2 separate regions of the Homo sapiens genome follow, and region 1 is linked to region 2. The links are chromatin contacts, found by Hi-C in ENCODE. All regions are on one chromosome and are shown on one strand. Each heading gives the region's core, a stretch centred on a gene start or an enhancer-like site at or near the end of the contact. The rest is flanking DNA. Distances are from core to core; before and after follow the strand shown. Region 1 overlaps SLC8A1 (solute carrier family 8 member A1). Region 2 overlaps SLC8A1 (solute carrier family 8 member A1).

What was found. A loop is a pair of places that touch in the nucleus more often than their neighbours do. Pooled maps may share reads with other maps.
Region 1: a loop to region 2 is called in a map of mammary epithelial cell, with 2.6 times the contacts of the local background. The contact joins two enhancer-like sites. A Hi-C loop is called at or near these places in 2 of 168 maps with a recorded cell type or tissue (chondrocyte and mammary epithelial cell) and 1 of 50 pooled maps.

What each region holds. Positions count from the first base shown.
Region 1 is chr2:40,433,575-40,436,545 of GRCh38, forward strand. All of the region lies in intron 1 of SLC8A1 (solute carrier family 8 member A1), which reads right to left. Among named protein-coding and RNA genes, the nearest start is that of SLC8A1, 17 kb to the right of the region's middle. RefSeq lists an enhancer at 925-2,124. Within about 2 kb of position 1,462, at least 8 of the 41 ENCODE cell types and tissues checked have a DNase peak (open chromatin) inside an H3K27ac peak, as active enhancers do; they include mammary epithelial cell, where a contact is called at or near this core.
Region 2 is chr2:40,096,594-40,099,861 of GRCh38, forward strand. SLC8A1 (solute carrier family 8 member A1) reads right to left here. Exons shown (of 11, transcript NM_021097.5): 11 at 677-3,268. The region is part of intron 2 of SLC8A1-AS1 (SLC8A1 antisense RNA 1); the gene reads left to right. Among named protein-coding and RNA genes, the nearest start is that of SLC8A1-AS1, 180 kb to the left of the region's middle. RefSeq lists an enhancer at 1-110. Within about 2 kb of position 1,283, at least 3 of the 41 ENCODE cell types and tissues checked have a DNase peak (open chromatin) inside an H3K27ac peak, as active enhancers do; they include mammary epithelial cell, where a contact is called at or near this core.

The DNA of each region.
Region 1 (2,971 bases), core at 212-2,711, 340 kb after region 2:
CTGGAGATGTGCAATGCACAGTACCCTAACAATAATCCTAAATAGTAGGTACTATTAGCCCATTTGGAGGTTGGATAACTGAGGCTTAGATAGGTTAAGTACTTGCTGAAAGTCATACAGACAGTAAACTCCTCAACTAAGACCCAACCCCTGGTCTTTTTCCAAGACTGATATAACTAACTGCTCCATTATATCATCCCTGATAGTGTGTGAAGTAATCTTTGAGAACTATTGGGGTTGGCTTGGACTAGCCCGTTGGAAAGCCTCTTGGCTTCCATGCAGGGTCAGGAGGGCCTAGTTAGCAAAAGTCTTGTGGAAGGTTTCCAATAGCCTGGCTTTTATCTTATGCATTAGACTCAAACAGACAAGCATCAATAACTGTGATGTAACATGAGGGCTAGCATGTTCCTAGAGACAGCTGCCCTTCAATCTGGTCTTTTAGCAATTGCCTGGCAACCTCTTCCTGCATGCACTGTCAGGGCAATCTCCTGGGCCAGCCAAGAAAAAGCCCTGCCCTTTATCCCTTCCCTAGCCCACATCCCACAATATGTTCTTAGCCAAAAGGTCACCAGATGTCTAAAGGTAGACAGGTCAGTAAAAATCCATCATCATTATCAGAGAAAAAGGAAGGGGGCTTCCGGTGTTAACTAAAAACATTACAATTATATTCAAAAGAGAGCAGTATTATAATTTGTGAACAGTGGACACAGCACACTGATGTAGCTTATTGGCAATGAAGCAATTGGAAAGAACTCTCTGGACTTAAATTTCTTTTTCTTATTAAATTAATACCAAATTCAAATGCCCACGAAGATGTGGAATAGATGTTATCTAAATGTGAGTTCCTTCTTCATCCTTTTGTTTTCTTTCTTTCGGGGTCTTTCCTCTATCATCAGATTCAAAGTAGTTCTACTAAACTCTCCCCATTTTCCCTCAAATATACATTTCCATACAAATTAAGCAGAAAGATAAGAATAGAGACTGTGGATATGTTGATTTGCTGCCTGGCTTTCTTATATTCTGCCTTAATTTACCAATACAAAGTATAGGCTGATTTTTATGGTGGATTCAGATCAACTCGTACAACTGTGAGCAGTACTAACTTAAAATATCCATTACATCATGAAATGAGACTTTAGCACAGTATCAAGAATACCCAAATTATCTTCTGATCACTATTTATTTTAAAACAACACACAACCCATCACCCACAGATTACAGACCCAAATGACACTGACAAAGGATGGTAAAAAGATATCCAGCTGTGAGTAGTCCAGCCAGTTGTGTCGGAGGAAGAGGTCACAGCTACAAGGAATAGAAACCCACATCTACAAGAGATAGATCCAACTGCTTTGTAAAGGAAGAGGGAGAGCTTTTGGAGCAGAGGCCTGAAGAGTGGTTGGCAGCACGGTGACCATTCCCTGCTGGAAGCTATAGCCAGTTTTGACTACCAAGGAGGACGTGACTCAGAGCAAAGGCATATGCTGGCATTCCTAACAGCCCAATATATTGGACAGTCATCCTAATGGCATCCTCTTGATTGGCAGCTGGGGTTATTCCAAGGAACTCCTTGATGGCCTTCATCAGTACTTGGAATTCCCTTCTATGTAATTCTTGCTGACTGAAAGACTCAAAGCTAAGCAATTAATCTGTTTCTAAGGCAACATTAAAGCAACCATAAATCCTTATCCACTACCAAGGCAAGCACTTCCAAATGTTTCTAGACAAAGAGATGATGCCAGAGGATGAAGGCTTTTCTCATCTGACCATCTCACCTAAAGTGAAAATTACTGCCCTGGCTCCAGCCTCAGGCTATCAGACCATGGCCAGATTTCAGGAAAAAAAAAACCTCATTTACACAGAGACCCTCTACTAATACCTAATTTTCCCTTCCAAAGAAAGTTTCCTCTCTGCTGTTTAATACTTTGGGACAGGTGCCGAAGGGGATGGGCTATGAGCGGTCACATCATAGGCTCAAGCCTTTCTCTTAAACTCACAAAACAGAAGTCAGGCCCCTGCCTTATGACCAAAAATACCCGCTGAAATTGTCCAGGAAATGAAGAAACTAGGGTGAAGGTAGGCAATGTGGTCACAAAAGGAAAGATAGACTTAGGATATAAAATAACGAAGTTGTTGAAAACTCATGAGATGCACTGTTGGCCCTTTCCCCTACTTTATTTTTCGAGATAGCACTTATTACTTTTTTGTTTTTGTTTTTGAGACATAGTCTTGCTCCTGTCGCCCAGGCTGGAGTGCAGTGGTATGAACTCGGCTCACTGCAGCCTGTGCCTTCTGGATTCAAGCAATTCTTCTGCCTCAGCCTGCCAAGTAGCTGGGATTATAGGTGCCTGCCAACCATGCTCGGCTATTTTTTTTTTTTTTTTTGTATTTTTAGTAGAGACAGGGTTTCACCATGTTGAACTCCTGACCTTAGGTAATCTGCCTGCCTCAGCCCTAAGTGCTGGGATTACAGGCATGAACCACCACGTCTGGCCAGCTCTTATTACTTCTTACATGCTATCTATTTTATTCAATGGTTCTATTTATTGTCTTTCTCTCTTCAAAAGATGCAACTCTCTAAGGGCAGGGATTTTCATTTCTTTTTTTTCATTGAGGTATTCCCAGTTCCTAGAGCACAGCCTGGCACTTAGAAGATGCACAACATCTGCTTATTGAATGAGTAAAGTAATGCTCACAGGGTCACGTGCTGATTCACCAAATCTCCAGTGGTAAACCAGAATCTGGGAAATGGGCCTAAGCATTTGCAGTTAAAAAATGTTGTCTGTGTGAAATGGTTGCACCCTAACATGAGCAGAGTTCAAAATCAGATTGTAAAGTCAATGTCAGTGTTAGGAAGAGAGGAAACACATGATTCAGACTCATGAGCAAAGACTCTTGGGCTGGAAAGACTGATCTCCAGCATAACGAGAGCACCTGGGCCCTGACATTTTCCCCACAACCTGGGTGTGTG
Region 2 (3,268 bases), core at 33-2,532:
CTCTATGGTATTCTGTGGATACATATTTATCCTTTCAGCCATTTTCCTCTTCTTTTACAGATATCCTTGATCACCTCCTGGGGCACCATTTGAAAAAGTGTGGTCTGGTGCTGCATTTTATGTGCAGCAAAGAACCTTAGAATAATGATTTGAAATAGACACAATGTGCAGTTTTCAAGAGAGGGACTTTGAAGTGTTATTTCCAGAGTTACGGTCAAATCTCTTAAATCGAGTTTTATTTTAACTTATTTTAAAGCTGGACTTTGAGACTCAATGCTTTGGTGAGTGATAGTGGCATTTCCCTGGACTGAATGTGCCATATTTTAATTTAAGACTCTTTTGTGGATAACTTTAATCTTTGTTATAACATAGGAGAAACAAAATAATTTCTTAACTCAGTGGAAGTTACAGAAGAATACTTTAGGTAGAGTTCAAAAATTCTCACTGGGGAATATAGGGTTTGGATTTCTCTCGTTCTTAAGCATTCTCCCAAAATTTGGTATAGAGCCTGATTCACAGTAGATACTCAATAAATACTTGTTGATTCAATGAATAAATGATTTTGGCTGTAAGTAAAATGTCCCTGAGCCTATGACAGGGAAAGCTTTGATTTTCCTTTGTTTAGGTTAGTTTAATGGAGTCACACTAAAGTTTATAAAGATCAATACAATATGAATGGCTAATTGACAAACATTTATATTTCAGTGTTAGGAAATATGGTAAGATTAGGAAAACAATTAAGACAATGATTTATACAGAATTGACTAGTTCAGGCAATGAAAACTTCACAGATTACAGTTTAACACGATTAAACATCACATATAACATACATGTATGACAAACAATGCTTCTGCTTTTGATATTAACATACCATCAATTTTACACATGAAAAATATTGCCAGTTCAACTTTGGGTTATAACATGTATAATTTTTTGATAAGACATTTCAAATTACAACATATCTCAGGCAGCATGCAGGAAGAGTCATTTATTGTATGTTTGTTAGGACACACCTTGCAACAAGCTTCCAGTTTTTGGTAGTTAGATCAAGAATATAGAAACCATTGAAATGATAGTATGGTTGAAATCAGCAGTTGTGTTTACTGGCTGAGAGCATTTCTGGTAAAAATAAAACTCTGAAATCATTCATTAACAAAATGCACAGTGATCATAAACTCAATTCTTTAAAAATTGTTTTTCACAATTCTCATTTATTGGTGATATGGCAGCTGCAGGAAGTCTGAATTCTGAGAGTTGGTTGTACATAACCTCAGGAATTTATTCTTCTGTGGGCTTACATGATTACGACAGAGATGCTTACCCTTTGAAATCACATATAACGATGGTGCTATACAAACATCACAAATATTTGGTGTCTGAGTCTTAACAAATATTATGTTTTTTTTTAATCACAAAGAGACTAGATTAACAGGCAGTGTAAATCACATATATCTTAAGATTTTAAAAATACATTTTATACAATAGGTTTCTAATTTCTTCACTAGCATTTTATTTTGGTGTGTTTTGTCTTCATACTTATAGTCCTAAAGGAAACTATGAATCTCTGGCTCATGCCATGAAAGTCAGTAAGATTGATATTTCCCCACAGGAATATGGCTGAGTGTACATTGAATCACAGAGTCAACAAAGTAACATCTAATTTACAACAGATTACTTTTAAAATTCAAATAAAATCTAATTATTTTAAAAGACATCAGTTTGAACAAAATTATAGGAGTCAAAATTTTTATTTACAAAACATTTGAGTATATTTGAAATGGCTAGTTCTTGCTAACTGCACAACTTAAATATTCTTGGTGCACATAGTCTGTCAACCTTCTGTACAACATTGTTAGACTGCTCAGTTAACTTACATGGAATGGTTAGGTAGGTGGGAAAATTATATGGCAATTTTCATCCATTCAAAGTGCTTGAAAGGGAATGTTTTGATGCTTTTCATATTAGAGAAGATCTGTCATTAATGTTGGTGCCTTTAATTTGAAAAGATTAGCTAAAATTTCCAAAATGTAATTTAGTGCAGTATAAGAATTATAGGAAAGATTGATAAATTTATCATCAAATGCTGGAATTCTAATCTAGCATTATGCAGTTGATCCAAGTCATTGTACCTCTCATTTACAAGGCTTCTGTGTACTACATTGGCTTAAAAAATATTTTCCTTGGTCCTTAGAAATACAAAATATTCATTTTCAAAAGTTAGAGAATGTTAGGGTGTTTCTTACAATCACATTCATAATAAAAGAAGATAATCTACATTTTACAGATCATTAAACAATGGTCTTTGGCAGAAGACTTTATAAATACCTCCACTTTTAACGTTTCGTTTAGGCCATTTTCCTTTTTAATGATATCAGGTATATGGTCACGTGTTCACTAAGAGTAGTTAATAGGAAAATACCACAGATATAAAAATATTTGTTTAGTGCATTTTTTTGAACCTTCAATTCAGAGTGAATCAACTCATTAATACTAGAGAAGATACTTTATGCAAGCATTTCTAACAGTGTTGCTTAAGATCATAATTTCAACAATATGGTCAGCAAAGAGAGTATGTATACCTCTATTCCCCCACAAAATTTTATCACTGAAACACACTGAAAGAATGTGCTGGAATCTTTTTCATTATAATACATTGTGTTTCCCACAAAATGAGTAATATATGATGCATATACCATTATGTGTGTGTGTCTGTGCGTGCACTCGAACGGCAAGTCGTGGAGATTACATTCATTGGCAGCAAAGAATAGAAACGGAAAAATTCAGTTAAGTATTACTGATAAACCACCACTAAGGAATTTCAAAGTGTAGTGAAGTTATTTAGAAATAACCGTAGACATGGGAACAAACTTTAGGATCAACTACGGGAATATTAGGATTTCTTACTTCATTTTTCAAGGTAACATCTTTTTCTCTGCATTTTTGCCTCCCTTCTACCTGCCCCCTGTCAGTCTTTGAAGGTCATTTGTGATGGGTCCTTCAAACTGTGAATACAGAATATGAATAGGCTATTCTTCCCTTTTTTGCCCTGTATAGGAAATTCATGATCACCTCTTAGGGAGACAAGGTTTCTGGCATTATGATATGCCACCCTTTTCTTTATGGATTGACTATTGTGCTTGCTCGGTATGAGTTCAGTTTACTATCAAAATTGTCCACCAAGTTATTCAGTGGGAAACACAATTGCCATCAGTAACCATCAAAGGCAAGAGAAGTCCTAGATTCATTTCCTACCTGAATCCTCCCTTCT